2 separate regions of the Homo sapiens genome follow, and region 1 is linked to region 2. Evidence: chromatin loops called from intact Hi-C (ENCODE). Cell type or tissue: dorsolateral prefrontal cortex. All regions are shown on one strand. Each heading gives the region's core, and the rest is flanking DNA. Links, peaks and the distances in the headings are about the cores only. Region 1 overlaps AMER1 (APC membrane recruitment protein 1). Region 2 has its middle 110 kb from the start of AMER1.

Region 1 (8,332 bases), core at 85-8,084, 100 kb before region 2:
AGAGCAGCCACAGGCTGGGTTGTTGGCCCCTAGATTCTGATGTCAGCAGGCTTCCTGGAATGTGTTTGGTAGGACCCAAACAGTGGCAACCAGTGAGGACTGGAAATGTGGCAAAGAAGGCTTAGCAGGGCTGGGACAGAGGTGGGATGGGATTGGGAGATTATAGTTCTTGCTGGTGTGAGGGTAAACTTTGCAGTTCTCTTGCTCAGTCTTCCTCCTTTGATTGGTGGCCTGCACAGTGCAGCAGAATGGCATGAAATTGAGACTCAACAGTTCTGGGAGCTAGTGTGGCTCTGTCACCATTTCACTATGTGACCTTGGACAAGTCTTTTCCCAAGTCTAGGCACAGTTTCCTTCTCTGTGACAAGGAGTTGCCATCCCCCACCAGGCCTGAGTAATGGGTGGCTGAGGAGGGCAAATGGGGGGGTATGGGAGTAGGGAGTGCTTTATAAAGTGGTAAATACCCTGAGGGTGAAGGATATCTGTTGATTTGCATTTCCTTTGATGTTGGTACTTTTAGCTGAGTTTGACCTGGGCTAGAGAACCTGGCTAGTTGAAAGTCCCAGATAATCCTTGGCTGCTAGCCAGTAGCTGACTCTTTTAGGTCCCTGAATATCAAAAGTTGGCTAAATGAGCAAGTAAAGCCTCCTATGACATGACCACACAGTTATCTTCATTTACCATTTGCCATTTGGGAAAACTGAGCCCCAAGGAGGTTTGGTGACTTACCCACAGAGCCCTAGGGAGCACCCTACTCAACCTGACTGAGATGATTTTACTTCTAGAAATTGTTCTACCACAGTTTGAATAAAATATGAATAAAAGTTGGTTACTATAATGTTTTTAGCTTCTGCTATGTAATGCACTTGATTTGGTACATTATGTGCATTGGTTTTACTTCTTACAATAGCCTTAAGAGGTAGGCACTCTCAATGACCTCATTTTACAGTTAAGGAAATTGAGGCATAAACATGGGAAAAAACTTGCTGGATTTCCCCTAGCTGGGCAGAGTTGATTCCAGCGCTGAAATGGCCAGCTCTCTGGAGGGCCATCCTCACCATTTTTTCTTTAACCAACCCTCCCCAACATACAGAAGGGCAGGTGGGCCTGAAGTGGGCTTGCTTTCAGGAAGACTGTTTGGAACAGGCCTGAGGAACTATGGCTGGTCAAGGCCATGTCTCTGGAGCTACTGCATAAATCCACTTGCTTCTTTTTCTTCCCCCAATTCAGCCCTCTTCAAGTTGGCCATGCTGGCCCCGGGAAGCTGATTTGGAGCAGAATGTGCAAGGCTCATATTGCAGCTGTCCCTTCTCCTTGAGAAGGGTCTCTAGGGCAGGTATGTGGCTGGCCTCCTGCCTATGTTTTAAGTGGAGAGGAGAAGGAAGAAGCTCTTCCTTTGTAGCCAGCCTTCCACTGGCCCCAGAATGGCTTGAATCTGGCTCAGGGAGCTGGAATGGCCCCAGCGCTTTCTACCACAGCCTGCTTTCTGCCATGATAGCAGCTGCTGCAGCAGGCAGTCCCTGCAAGGGACCACAGAGTGGCTTGGGAGGGTTCTCTTAACCCCCAGCCCACCTGAAACTCAGCCACACTGGTTAAGGAACATGAGGGTTGTGGGGCCCTGCATTTGGCAGTGCCACTTTCTTGACAGGACCCCCAGGGAAAGCCAGTCCCAGCCTAGGGGATCTGCAGAGTCTGTCCTTTGCTGTCTCCTTTGCTTTCTGCCCCACCTCACTCTCTTGGTGAACTCTTGTGGTCCTAAGTAAAGGCAGCATAACCCATTGAGGAAGGATAGCTTTGGCACCTGGTTGGATAGCAAAGAGTATGGAGAAGAGGCCTAAGGCAGAGGTAGCTAGGTGGGGCTACGCTAGGGAGCTACCAGCTATGGGTGACCCTGCCACCTTCCTTCCCAGTGTTCTGGGTGACATAGGCAGAGATACTGTGAATGACTGTGGGGGGACATGGCTCTGGGAGAGAGAACACAGAGTACCAGTTTAAGGCTGGTATCTGCCAGCAAAGATGACTCTGGACTTGGTTAGGAGAAGGGCCTGAACTGGACGGAGAGAAACTCCATCCCAGGGACACCCTGCGTAATTCATCTGTCTCCCACAACACACAGAGAGGGCTTTTCAAACCTCTTAGCAGAGGAGTTTGTATAGATATACACACCTTTTTAAAATCCCCTCATATCTGTCTCCCTCTCAGCATGGGCCAAGGCAGCAAGTCCCTGAGCTTCCCACAGTGAATGGCTTTCCCAAATGAACAGCCTTTAACACATGGTCAGTTGCTTCCTAAGAAACTGGGATCTGACCTGGAAGGAGTAATAATAACTGTAATGACAGTCTTTCTCATTTGCACTGTACTATACAGTTTATAAAGTGCTTTTTTTGTGCCTATTATCACATCAACTCATCACACCACTGTAGTTGGAGTGGGCAGGTAGAAGGATAGGTAGAGGAGCTGTTTTGATCTCAAAATAGCTCACAAGTACCTGCGTCTCAGCAGGCTACACTGGCCCATTCAGGGTCCCTTGGCAGATGGGAGGCTGACATGGCCTGGACCCCAGCCCTGTGGTCCATGGCTCCTTCCACAACACACTGCAGCTCCCTGTGACAGGAAAGGGGACAATACAGAGAGAGGTGAGTGGGCTGGCCTCTACCCTCACAGAGCATAGGAGCAAGGGCAAGGGAAAGCCCAAAGAGACTGTCTTCTAACTGGGGCGTCAAGGCTCTGGAAAGCAGCCTTCTTTGTGATTCAATTTGCCAAATCACTCTGTTCCCAGGAACTCCAGCCCCAAACCCAGCAGGACAAGTCAGCCTTTGATTCACAAGGATGTGTAGGTCCTAGAGTTTTTCACTTGGCTGTGAGGTTTTCCTTGAGGCCCAGCCTTACTGCCCAAGAAGTGTCTTTCTCCCTTTCACATTTATCTTGGAATATGTTTACAAGGTATAAAGAATGATACTCCACCAACCAGCTTTAGAAATAACAGGGGCTATTCTTTAAGGCAGCGGTTCCCAACCTTTTTGGAACCAGGGACCTGTTTCATGGAAGACAATTTTTCCATGGATGGAGAGGAGGAAGGTTTTGGGATAAAAGTGTTCCATCTCAGATCATCAGGCATTTGTTAGATTCTCATAAGGAGAGTGCACCCTAGATCCTTCGCATGCGCAGTTTGCAATAGGGTTCACGCTCCTATGAGAATCTAATGCCTCTGCTGATCTGACAGAAGGCAGAGCTCAGGTAATGTTCACCTTGCCCTCCTGCCTGCCGGTCACTTCCTGTTGTTTGGTCCAGTTTCTAACAGACTGTTACATATAGGACTCTCCCTGTTAGCCTAGGAGCTCCTTAGAAGCAAAGGCTGGGAGTTCTCCCTTCTTGTCCTGCCCTGAAGCACTGAATTCCAGAGGGGAATAGAATTTCACAAACAACTCCAGTACTGCCTCCCCAACTCCCCTATCCCCAACACCGTGACGATAACCTTAGCAGTAATTTTAAGGCTGAGGTAAAAATGTGCTGTGGAAAGTGGGGCATTCAGACATGATAGGGCCCCTATTCCCACCAGACCCAGGGGCAGAAAACTGGGTGATTGTGTGTTTAGGTGTGATTGTGTGTGTATTTGGAGGTGGGAGGGGGCACTGTCTATTGTGGGACTATCAGTTGCAGGGCTGAGTTGGAACAGTGTGATGTCAAAATATGTTACAGAAAAATCTCTAACCTGAGCAAATGGCAATTCAGATCTCTGCAGAGAGAGGTTCAGATGAACTTTCCTTTTCACCTGCTCTTTTCTTTTCTGGATAACCAGCTGTTATCTTGCTCCAATTTTAATATTCAGTTATGCAGAGTGTTCTTTATGGAAGCTTGGATCATCACACTGATGATTCAAGTGTCAAGCCAAGCAAGGCAGCAGGCACAAAATTAATGTTTGCAAGACAGAACCAGGGGCTCCAAGGCTAGAGTGTAGCTGCCAGCCTCTTTCCATGCTCAGTGCTGGTCCACAGTCTTCCACTTTAGGTGAATGTGTGAGTCTTATTATTATGGCAAGCAATCACAGGCCTGGTGTACTGTCCAGCTGTTCTTGGACCAAGGGTGCTTGCTTCTCTCTCCCTCTCTTACTCTTCCTTCCCTCCCCTTCCCCTTCCCCTCTCCCCTCTCCTCCCAGATTCCCCCATCTGCTGGTGCCACTCTACAGAGAGGGGACAAATTGGTGAGGGACTTCCCAGGGAGGGGTCATTGGGTTTTAGCAGGCTGGTCACTGAGCTAGCGGATGACCAGAGGTGCAGAGGTATATTGTGGTGGGTAGTGGCTAGGTCTTGTTTTTATTCCATCTCTGTTGGTATTTGGGCATTTGGAGGATTGAGAGCCTTGACCAGAAGGGTGTGGCTTGCACCAGGTTTATTTATTTAAAAAGCCATTGGGAACCTATCTCACACACCAGGAATATGAATCATGTAGGGCCTTCAAGGAGTTCCCTTCCTAGATAGGGAGCTAGATGGGGACAAAAATAATAAGAGGAGGAGAGTAGAGGAGAAACAGTCCACCTCATGGTTCTCAAGTGGAATTTGGGGTTCCATTGATGACCGCATTAAAGTATCTTCCCAGCAGGACAGCCAATAGAGGGTCTGGCTTAGACCCACCCTCATATCACCTCTCTGAGGGAGAGATATTGATAGGCCTCTTGAATGGCGAATATTGAAGCCCAGAGAGTACCTTTCTTGAGGCTCCCATTTCATTGTCTTAGCAGGTTCTAGATTGCAGACCTACTTTGTGGATGTGTGAGGCTCCTATTCTGAGATTCTGAAGCCTGAGCATGGTTCTGCAGGCAATTTAGGAAGCTTTGGATGGGAGGTGAAACTTCAGGTCCACTTTTCAGTCTCAGACAAAATGTCAGTGAGAGCCCAGACTAATATGAAACTGAAGCTTGAATCCAACAGAGCCCTGTGAGGACTCAATGGACTGTTTTGCCAGATGGTTTTCAAAAATTCTGTGATGTTGGAGCCAACATCCCTTTTGCCTTTCTTGTCTCTCCCTATCCTCATCCCCTTTGATAATTGATAATACCTCCCACAGCCAATAGCACCACTAGGCCTTTCACACAACTGCAGGTCCCCCTGCCCAGTGGTCCCCTGAGCTTAGGATGGTCTGAAGGGAGTGGACCCAGCAAGAAGGTAGGGGATGAAGGCTTCTTGTTGCTCAGTGTAGAGTTTTGCTTCCTTGGGGCCCAGAGAGAGCTGGCCCAGCAAGCCAAGCATATCGAGTGGATTAAGATTTGCCCCACATTTTCCATCATTTTCTTTCTTGTTCCACTCAAGCCTGACGTCCGGTGAAAGCAAACCCAGCCTGGATGCTTGCTCACTAGTATCTGTCTCTCTGTCTTTGTCTCTCCTATCTCCTCCAGACCCCACTGTGATGCTTCCTGACTGATAATGTTATAACAGTGCCTGGAAGCCTGAGGCTGCATTTCCAGCTGGACGTACCTCAGTTGTCCCCATCATCATGGAGACCCAAAAGGATGAAGCTGCTCAGGCCAAGGGAGCTGCAGCCTCTGGGAGTACCCGTGAACAAACAGCAGAAAAAGGAGCCAAGAACAAGGCAGCTGAGGCGACAGAAGGACCAACCTCAGAGCCATCCTCATCCGGCCCAGGTAGGCTGAAGAAAACTGCCATGAAACTCTTTGGTGGCAAGAAGGGTATCTGTACTCTGCCTAGTTTCTTTGGAGGGGGACGGAGCAAAGGTTCTGGGAAAGGCAGCTCCAAGAAAGGTCTCAGCAAGAGCAAGACCCACGATGGCCTGAGTGAAGCAGCCCATGGCCCTGAAGATGTTGTCAGTGAAGGAACTGGCTTCTCCCTGCCTTTGCCTGAGTTACCCTGCCAATTTCCCAGCTCTCAGAGTGCCCATGGGGCTTTGGAGACAGGCTCCAGATGTAAGACATCTGTGGCTGGAGCCACAGAGAAAGCTGTGGCTGAGAAGTTTCCCTCTATGCCCAAGCCAAAGAAAGGCCTAAAAGGCTTTTTTAGCAGTATCCGCCGTCACCGGAAGAGCAAGGTCACTGGGGCTGAGCAAAGTGAGCCAGGGGCCAAGGGGCCTGAGAGGGTCAGAGCCAGGCCTCATGAGCACGTGAGCTCAGCCCCTCAGGTGCCCTGCTTTGAGGAGACCTTCCAAGCCCCTAGAAAGGAAAATGCTAACCCCCAAGATGCCCCTGGGCCAAAAGTTTCTCCAACACCAGAACCTTCTCCACCAGCTACTGAGAAAATGGCCTGTAAAGATCCAGAAAAACCCATGGAGGCCTGTGCCTCAGCACATGTGCAACCCAAGCCTGCCCCTGAAGCCAGTAGCCTAGAGGAGCCCCATAGCCCAGAAACAGGGGAGAAGGTAGTAGCAGGAGAGGTAAACCCACCCAATGGCCCTGTGGGGGACCCACTGAGCCTCTTGTTTGGGGATGTGACATCCCTGAAAAGCTTTGATTCATTGACAGGTTGTGGTGACATAATAGCAGAACAGGACATGGACAGTATGACAGACAGCATGGCCTCTGGGGGCCAGAGAGCAAACCGAGATGGGACCAAGCGAAGTTCCTGCCTGGTGACCTACCAAGGAGGTGGGGAGGAGATGGCCTTGCCAGATGATGATGACGAGGAGGAAGAAGAGGAAGAAGAGGTGGAATTAGAGGAGGAAGAAGAGGAGGTTAAGGAGGAGGAAGAAGATGATGACTTAGAATATCTGTGGGAAACTGCCCAAATGTATCCACGGCCCAATATGAACCTGGGCTACCATCCCACCACATCCCCAGGCCACCACGGCTACATGCTCCTTGACCCAGTTAGGTCTTATCCTGGCCTAGCCCCTGGGGAACTTTTGACTCCTCAGAGTGACCAGCAAGAATCCGCCCCCAATAGTGATGAAGGTTATTATGACTCCACCACACCTGGATTTGAGGATGATTCAGGTGAGGCCCTGGGGCTTGTCCGCAGGGATTGTCTACCCCGAGACAGCTACAGTGGAGATGCCCTATATGAGTTCTATGAGCCAGATGACAGCCTTGAGAACTCTCCACCTGGAGATGACTGCCTTTATGACCTCCATGGTCGAAGCTCTGAGATGTTTGACCCCTTCTTAAACTTTGAGCCCTTTTTGTCCTCCCGGCCACCTGGGGCAATGGAGACAGAGGAAGAACGGCTAGTGACCATCCAGAAACAGTTGTTGTATTGGGAGCTTCGGCGGGAGCAGCTTGAGGCCCAGGAGGCACGTGCCCGAGAAGCTCATGCCAGGGAGGCCCACGCCAGGGAGGCCTATACTCGAGAGGCTTATGGCAGGGAAGCCTATGCCAGGGAGGCCCACACTTGGGAAGCTCATGGCAGGGAGGCCAGAACCCGAGAAGCCCAGGCCCGAGAGGTTCGTTGTAGAGAGACTCAAGTCCGAGAGACCCAGGCCCGGCAGGAGAAGCCCGTCTTAGAGTATCAGATGAGGCCCTTAGGCCCATCAGTGATGGGCCTGGCAGCAGGGGTATCAGGGACCTCTCAGATTTCCCACCGGGGAATTACCTCAGCTTTCCCCACCACTGCAAGCAGCGAGCCAGACTGGAGGGACTTCCGTCCTCTGGAGAAGCGTTATGAAGGAACCTGCTCCAAGAAAGATCAAAGTACCTGCCTGATGCAGCTCTTCCAGAGTGATGCCATGTTTGAGCCAGACATGCAAGAAGCAAATTTTGGAGGATCTCCCAGGAGGGCCTACCCTACTTATTCACCCCCTGAAGATCCAGAGGAAGAGGAGGTTGAGAAGGAAGGGAATGCCACTGTGAGTTTCTCACAGGCCCTGGTAGAGTTCACCAGCAATGGGAACCTCTTTTCCAGCATGTCCTGCAGCTCTGACTCTGACTCATCTTTCACTCAAAACCTCCCTGAGCTGCCTCCCATGGTGACCTTTGACATCGCTGATGTGGAACGGGATGGGGAAGGCAAGTGTGAAGAGAATCCTGAGTTCCACAATGATGAAGATCTTGCAGCCTCCTTGGAAGCCTTTGAGCTGGGCTACTATCACAAACATGCCTTCAACAACTACCATAGTCGATTCTACCAAGGCCTGCCCTGGGGTGTGAGCAGCCTCCCTCGATACTTGGGACTGCCTGGCCTGCACCCTCGACCTCCACCTGCTGCTATGGCCCTCAACAGGAGAAGCCGCTCTCTCGACACTGCAGAGACCCTGGAGATGGAGCTCTCCAATTCCCACTTGGTCCAGGGCTACCTCGAGTCTGATGAGCTGCAGGCCCAGCAGGAAGATTCAGATGAGGAGGACGAAGAGGAGGAAGAAGGAGAATGGAGCCGAGACAGTCCCCTTTCCC
Region 2 (8,332 bases), core at 269-8,268:
CTAGGAGCATTTGGTGACTCAAAGCCTCCTGTTTAGAATTAGGCCAGCCCTTTTGTTGCTTCTGTCAGCCGTAAAGCCACTCTATGGGGCTCATTTTCCCCCCAGTAGAAGCTGAGGATGGTGTTTCCATGGAGATGAAGGAGGAAAGGAAATATTGAAAAGGCTGTCACCACTGGTGGCTTGGTATCAGTGGTCTGACTTCAGGCGAAGCCTGAAGATAGCCTTTTTACTTCAAACTGGTAGAAAGACAGGGATGTGAACCTGGCTTGTCATTTTTGCATAGCTGCTCTGCAAACCTGGCTGTCATCAACATCTTTTAGTCAATAAACATTTATGAAATGGAAGTACTTTCTATATACCTGACATTGGTCTAGATGCTAATAATATACAGACACACACACACATGCACACAGCCTATATTATCAAAAAGCTTATAGCCTGTGAGGGAAATAAGACAAGGACACAAATAGTGAGAATATAAGACAGAAATCCATGACAAGGGAATTTAGGGGAGAGAGAGAGAGAGAGAGAGAGAGAGAGAGAGAGAGCTCTTGATAGGAAAGATTGGGTAGCCCTCAGATGAAGGAGACATTTGTGACCCCATGTAGGGGACTGTAATAATTAAGCTCCCAGACCTTGGGTTCAGCTAGACTTGGGTTCCAAAGCCAGCACCTCCACTGCTTAGCTATGTGTCCTTACACAAGTTATGCAACCTTTTTAAACCTCCGTTCTGTCATCTATAAAATGGGGACATTCAGACCTACCCTGCAGGGTGAATGTGACAATGAAATGAGAGATTGTGTGTGAAGCATTTAGTACAGGAACCAGATGAGAGATACTAAACCAGTATTAACCAGCATAGTTTAAACTATTGTTACCATTATTTTAGTTATCTGACTGCCAACTAACTCTAATATGGGGTGAGGCTTCTTAAATCAGGCTATGGTATGCCCCTTGGGGCTGCTGGATTTACTTCTGATTTGTCTCGGTGGGGTAAATAGGTAAGGATCTGTCCTTCCAATTAACCTCTTTTCTTCCCTCCTGATTCTTGGGGAGGGGACTGAACCTGAGAATGATCCAAGTTATAGCAAAGAAGACTTTTGTTGCCAGATGTATGTCTCAGTCACTGATCATAAATCTGTTTTATTATCTAACCTCTCTCTATGCCTCAGTGTCTCCATTCATAACATGAAGCTGCTTTTCTAAAGAATTTCTTAGGGCCCTTTCAGTGACAAAATTTTAGTATTTCCAGTTCAATTTGAGAGCTGTTAAAACTACCTCCAGTTGCCTTGTGGAAAACATTATTTTCTCCAAAGAGCTTCATAAAGTCAGGAGGAAAAAATCCAACAAAGGTAACTCGTGCACTTATCTGATTTGGAACACAATTATCTTCAGGACAGACCTTACGTCCAACAAGCAGAATCCAATCAAGTACAATACAAATTGCTGTTCCTGACATTTATATAGCAGTTTAGGCTTTTCAGGAAGCTGGGTAAGTGAATGTCCTCACTTTTTCCATTGCTTTCTGATCCCAGCAAGGAGAAGCTGTCCTCTAGGTGACCATTGCCCTGACAGTTGGAGGAGGCAGCCTTGGCTGACCAAGACCTGTAGATTCCAGACAAGTGGAATGGAAGCATTTTAAGTCTGAAAACCTCTGGCTCTTCTATCTCACTCTCTGACAGAGTACCATCAGAAACTCTCTCTGGGCTGAAAAATACCCCCTTCCATCCTATCTTCCTGCTCCTGGTTACCACAGCCTGAGTGTTTGTATGTATGTGTGCACACACATGCATGTGAGTTGGGGGAGGGTCAGAATGAGGCTACAGTGGTCAATTTGAACTCCATCAGTGAGAGTTTGTGTTTGCTCTCTGTTTCCTGCTTTTTAATTTCTTTGGCACTAGATAGCCATCCCCAAATGGCCTTAAGTTCAGTGTTGGCACTGGAGCCACCTTCTACACCTTACCTTGGCAGCGAGCATGTGTGTGTGGGTTAATTAGCAGCAAGATACTCCTGCTCAGTGTGCCCAGCCTGTGATTTAAGTTACTCAGAGTGAGCAGTTTGTTCTCTTCTCACACTTAGAATCTGAGGTTGGGCCCACAGCTCCTCCAAATCTTTCAGGAATAAGCAAATCTCAGAGCCCAAAACCGAATTTGACCTCCAAACCAGCTGGCAAAATCATCAGGTGTTTAGTTCCTACAACTACAGGGTTTTTTGTTTGTTTGTTTGTTTTTGTTTGTTTGTTTGTTTTTTGGCATTAGCTCTTGAGATGTAATAAAGGTCCCTCACTATCCATGACTTCATTCCATTTAGGCCCACATTTCCTCTGAGTGACATTCTCCTATCCACACTACCCCAATTCTGCAGATGAAGAAATGTTGGCCCAGAAAGATTACAGAATATTTTTCAGAAGCCATTGTGTGACAAGGACTCATGAAGGAAGAAGCCTCCACTTTGCTGAGTACAATATGAACTGAGCACTATAATTGGGTACATTATAATTAGTACTCACCATGAATCAGAATATGATTATCCATAATTCACAGGTGAAGAAAGAGGAGCATAGAAAAGTTAGGTAAGTTGCCTGGGGTCACCCAGGAGAAGTGGTCAAACTTGGATTCCAGCTGAGAGCTGTCTGATGCCTAAACCCCACATGTTCTCCATGTTTTATGTCACCTTGCAAAAACACAAAAACAAAGCAAAGGCATAACAAAACATTCCTAGATTTCTTACAATATGACCTGGCATATTTTAGTACAGTGGACTGCTGTGCCTGGGGAAGGTTCCAGCCAGAACCAGGAGTATCCTGTGGGTATAGACTCAGGGGAGGAATATTTCTTTTGCTGCCCTGGGGTATCACCAATCACCACATTCAGGCAGCAAAAGGCCAGAGTAAGTAAGCACTGCCCCCAGAATGCTGAGTCCCTTTGTGATAATACTCCTTTAAAGGCCTCTATGCTCTTCTCATGTTCTCTTCCTTTCTTTCCTTTCCCCAAATGGCTCTCAGGAAAAGCTTGGCTAATAGTCTTTAGACTCCTTAAGAGGTTTAACACTAACATAAATTCACTGAGGTCTTTTCCTTTTTTGACATGGAGAAACAGGCCCAGAGAAATAACCATCTTCATTCTTGAGGAGATTTATGTTCAGATGAAATCATTTCTGAGGAAAAAAACAACAAGACAAGACATCAGACCTGGGAAGGGATCTCTAGTAGAAAGCTCATTCTCCTTGTGCCTTTCGAGCCCTAATTTGGTAGAGGAAAGGGGAAGAAGGTCATGAGGGAAGGATTCCAGCTAAAGTGTGTGGGTGAGCACCTCCTTAAACCCAAAGATTAAGATTTTATACTTTACAAAGATTGGAAATAGGCAAACGGCAGATAATATTTTTAGAAATTGTCTCGTTTGAGTGTCAGAGTTGCTCGTAGCAGGAAAGAGGCCTGCCATGTTTGGGAATGGGGAAGAAAGCTGGGGCATCCCACTCAGAAACCAGACTCTCAAACTCTCACTGCTCAGGTCACGGAAGAACGTTTAAGTTCTCTCTGCCTCATGACCTCACTTAGGCCTCATTAGCTTAGTTCCTTTTCTAGAGGGCTCCATGGTCACTTAAGCCCAGTCCAGGAACGAGTAATCTTTTGAGTATCTGTATGTCCTCTCTTTTAGGCTATTCACATTCCCCTCACCTCCTCCACCTCCAAATCTCATTTGGGAGAGGAAACCTTTGAATATACTTCCACCAGTATCACTTCTTCCCAGGGTCTCTGAAATCCTACATAACACTTGGACCCAGCTGGGAAGCTATTGGGAAATGAGATGTCAAAACTTCAGTACCATTTCTTGTCAACATTGGGATTGTGCTCACAGCTAAACTGTAGGACAGGGGCTGATAAATGAGTACTCACCCCACCCTTGACTGTACTCTGGGAGAGCCCTAATGTATCTAGAACAGCAGTCACCAATTAGGCCTTCTCTTTGACAATAGCTGTCTCCTTTGCTTATTCCTGCTTATAGGAATCCTACTGATTAGGTTCTCTTTCTGAGAACCTTTAATTGAGTACTTTTTGTGTTTTGAGCACCCTCTAGAGACCACATTTTACCAATGCAGGCCGAGCTTTATGGCAAATTGATAGTTTTTCCAACTTCAAGAATGCATCCCCTCAGGCATTTAAACTAATCTCTGCCCCAGCCTCAAAGTAGGAGGTGCAGAATTCCAGGGGCACTGAAAGATGGAGCTTGATAGGGCCGTATAGATGACCTAGTGCTTCCCTAATTTAAAGGTAGGCCCAGACAGATAGTGACTGAATTAAGCCCCATCAATTCTAGGCAAGTGTGTTTTTCCACTATAGAGGAAATGAGGCATAGAGAGGTTAACTGACTTATTCATGTTTGCCTGCTAATAAGTGGTAGAATCAGAATTAAGACCCAGGCAGTTTGACTCCTTAGCCCAAGCTCCTCTTTTGTCTCTTCCCTTTCCCCTCCTTCCGTCCCATGTCTGATCAGTCACTAAGTTCACCAAGTCCTTGATGTGTATGTAAATCATGCGGGGCCATTGCTTAAAATTCCCCTCTGAGTCACCTGAAGAGCCTGGATTTTATTCTGTGTTTTGCACTTGACTTGCTGTTAAGCCAGATCTTCCTCATCCTGTATTTATACAATTGATTTCTTTTTAAATCCAAGCTTAGGATTTCACTTTATCCCTTTTGGATATCACATTGTTGTTTTCCATTCATCTGTTGGTATAAGTTGAGCTCCATTTAGGTATGGGTTTTTGAACAGCTAAGTCCACCAAACTGTAGCATCGTCCAGTTAAAGTTTTCCATATAGTCCACAAAGATTTCCTGAGAAATGTTACTTTGTGTATATTCTTTAGTTTTGGCAAGCCATTTGAAAGTAAGTAGCAGATAACATGATACTTTACCCCTAAATACTTTAGCAGGCAGCTTTTAAAAATGGGGGCATTTTCCTACGTAACTGTAATACAATCCCCATGGTATAGAAAATTAGTAATAACTCACAATATTATCTAATATATAATCCACATTCAAATTTTCCCCAATAGATCCCCAAAATGGAATTTTTGAAGCAGAATCCAACGAAGGTCCTCAAGTTGTATTTCATTATGTCTCTTTAATCTAGGAAGGTCCTCTCATCTGTTTTCCCACATGATATTGATATTTTAACGAGACCAGATCAATTGTCTTATAAATGTTCCACATCCTGGGTTTGTTTAATTGCTTCCCCAGGGTGTAATTTAATTTGATCCTCCATCCCCTATATTTTCTGTAAAACTGGAATTTAGGTCTAAAGGAATAAATAGCTTTAGATTAAATATTTTTGGTAAGAGTACTTCATAGGTGATGCTGGTATTTAGTATTGTACAGCACATCAAGACACACACACACATTGGTTTGTGTTTTATTAACGAAGCTATGTTTGATCATTTGATGAAGTGACCTTTCCTTTATAAAGGTACGTTTTTCCTTTGCAGTTATGACTTGTTTTGTAATTTTTACTTATGCCCCTGCTGCATCTTCAGTGTGGAAAGACCAGGAGTATCTACTCCATAGAGACCCCACATCTTTTATCCTTGGAGAGACAAAAGAAAAACATGGATTACTTGAGAGCAGTGATTGTCCTTCTAGGTTCACCCTTCTGATGCTTTTCTGTCCTGTAAGCATCAAAATAAGAGCAACCACCTTCTATCAAGAGCACAGTGAGGGCCAGAAGAGGGGTAGCAGCTGTCTCCAAATCTTGCACTTTTAATCACTGTGCTTTATTTCCCTAATATTGAGTCCTGAGGGACTTTGCATATGGTCACACAGGTTCAGGTTGTACACTGTTCAACTCCAAGGAACATCATTCACCAAGTAACTGGCATGTCCTAGAGTTGTGCTATGGAGAACTTGCATGACCATATGCAGCTTTCTTGTGTGTCTCTTCTCTTTGATAAAAAAATGGGGGAATATATTTGGCCCTTGGATATATGAGATCTGACTGAGGATGTGCTCAAATTACTCTTGCCTTATGAATCTTGATTTCCTCATATAAAAAGCAATGGGCTCAACTAAATGCTTCCCAACGTGTGGCATGGGTTCTAGAGGTGACATTGGATATGATTATAGTGGCTACCATGATCATTTTTTTACAAGTTAGAAATTTATTTTATGCTTATCTTTTGATGGTGGAATATTGCTGCTTCTCCACTTAAAAAAGTGTTATAGTTTCCTTTTAAAATGAATTTCTGCAAGTAAAAATATAGTTGATTTAAATAAAATATTTTGTATACAGTTGCATACCTAGTAGTTTTTAAATTATACTTTAAGTTCTTGGGTGCATGTGCAGAATGTACAGTTTTGTTACATAGGTATACATGTGCCATGGTGGTTTGCTTCACCCATCAACCTATCATCTACATTAGGTATTTCTCCTAATTTTATCCCTCCCCTAGCCCCCACCCCCTGAAAGGCCCCAGTGTGTGATGTTCCCCTCCCTGTGTCCATGTGTTCTCATTGTTCAGTTCCCACTTATGAGTGAGAACGGTGTTTGGTTTTCTGTTGTTGTGTTAGTTTGCTGAGAATGATGTTTTCCAGCTTTATCCATGTCCCTGCAAAGGACATGAAATCATCTTTTTTATGGCTGCATAGTAGTCCATGATGTACATGTGCCACATTTTCTTCATCCAGTCTATCATTGATGGACATTTGGGTTGATTCCAAGTCTTTGCTATTGTGAATAGTGTTGAAAAAAAAAAAAACCTTCTTCATGCGTCTTTATAGTAGAATGATTTATAATCCTTTGGGTATATACCCAGTAATGGGATTGCTGGGTCAACTGGTATTTCTGGTTCTAGATCCTTAAGGAATCGCCACACTGTTTTCCACAATGGTTGAACTAATTTACACTCCCACCAACAGCGTAAAAGCGTTACTATTTCTCTACATCCTCTCCAGCATCTGTTGTTTCCTGACTTTTTAATGATCGCCATTCTAACTGGTGTGAGATGGTATCTCATTGTGGTTTTGATTTGCATTCTCTAATGACCAGAGATGATGAGCTTTTTTTCATGTTTGTTGACCACATAAATGTCTTCTTTTGAGAAGCGTCTGTTCATATCCTTTACTCACTTTTTGATGGGGTTGTTTTTCTCTTGTAAATTAGTTTGTTATTTGTAGATTTTGGATATCAGCCCTTTGTTAGATGGACAGATTGCAAAAATTTTCTCCCATTCTGTAGGTTGCCTGTTCACTCTGATGATAGTTTCTTTTGCTATGAAGACAGTCTTTAGTTTAATTAGATTCCATTTGTCAATTTTGGCTTTTGTTGCCATTGCTTTTGGTGTTTTAGACATGAAGTCCTTGCCCATGCCTATGTCTTGAATGGTATTGCCTGGGTTTTCTTCTAGGGTTTTTATGGTTTTAGGTATTATGTTTAAGTCTTTAATCCATCTTGAGCTAATTTTTGTATAAGGTGTAAGGAAGGGATCCAGTTTCAGTTTTCTGCATATGGCTAGCCAGTTTTCCCAACACCATATATTAAATAGGGAATCCTTTTCCCATTGCTTGTTTTTGTCAGGTTTGTCAAAGATCAGATGATTGTAGATGTGTGGTATTATTTCTGTGGCGTCTGTTCTGTTCCATTGGTCTATATCTCTGTTTTGGTACCAGTACCATGCTGTTTTGGTTATTGTAGCCTTGTAGTATAGTTTGAAGTCAGGTAGCGTGATGCTTCCAGCTTTGCTCTTTTTGCTTAGGATTTTCTTGGATATGCAGGCTCTTTTTTGGTTCCATATGAAATTTAAAGTTCTTTTTTCTAATTCTGTGATGAAAGTCAATGGTAGCTTGATGGGGATAGCATTGACTCTATAAATTACTTTGGGCAGTATGACCATTTACACGATATTGATTCTTCCTATCCATGAGCATGGAATGTTTTTCCATTTATTTGTGTCCTCTCTTATTTCCTTGAGCAGTGGTTTGTAGTTCTCCTTAAAGAGGTCCTTCACATCCCTTGTAAGTTGGATTCCTAGGTATTTTATTCTCTTTTTAGCAATTTTTAATGGGAGTTCACTCAAGATTTTGCTCTCTGTCTATTATTAGTGTATAGGAACGCTTGTGATTTTTGCACATTGATTTTGTATCTTGAGACTTTGCTGAAGTTGCTTATCAGCTTAAGGAGATTTTGGGCTGAGACCATGGGGTTTTCTAAATATACAATCTTGTCATCTGCAAACAGAGACAATTTGACTTTTTCTATTCCTATTTGAATACCCTTTATTTCTTTCTCTTGCCTGATTGCCCTGGCCAGAACTTCCAATACAATGTTGAATAAGAGTGGTGAGA

The links. Peaks named below come from ENCODE experiments on the same cell type or tissue, not always from the same donor. Only the 100,000 strongest peaks of a DNase experiment are listed, where the experiment ranks them.
Region 1: it touches region 2 in a loop (2.3-fold over the local background); 13 of 110 quality-filtered maps call a loop at or near these places.

Annotation. Positions count from the first base shown.
Region 1 is chrX:64,190,445-64,198,776 of GRCh38, reverse strand. It overlaps AMER1 (APC membrane recruitment protein 1), which reads left to right. Exons shown (of 2, transcript NM_152424.4): 2 at 5,393-8,332. The coding sequence starts at 5,491. Among named protein-coding and RNA genes, the nearest start is that of AMER1, 11 kb to the left of the region's middle. In dorsolateral prefrontal cortex, for the core only: no CTCF peak of the experiment used is centred there; no DNase peak of the experiment used is centred there; H3K27me3 peaks cover 6,279 bases.
Region 2 is chrX:64,089,718-64,098,049 of GRCh38, reverse strand. No RefSeq gene overlaps it. Among named protein-coding and RNA genes, the nearest start is that of AMER1, 110 kb to the left of the region's middle. In dorsolateral prefrontal cortex, for the core only: a CTCF peak has its summit at 4,064 (motif pointing left); no DNase peak of the experiment used is centred there; H3K27me3 peaks cover 1,504 bases.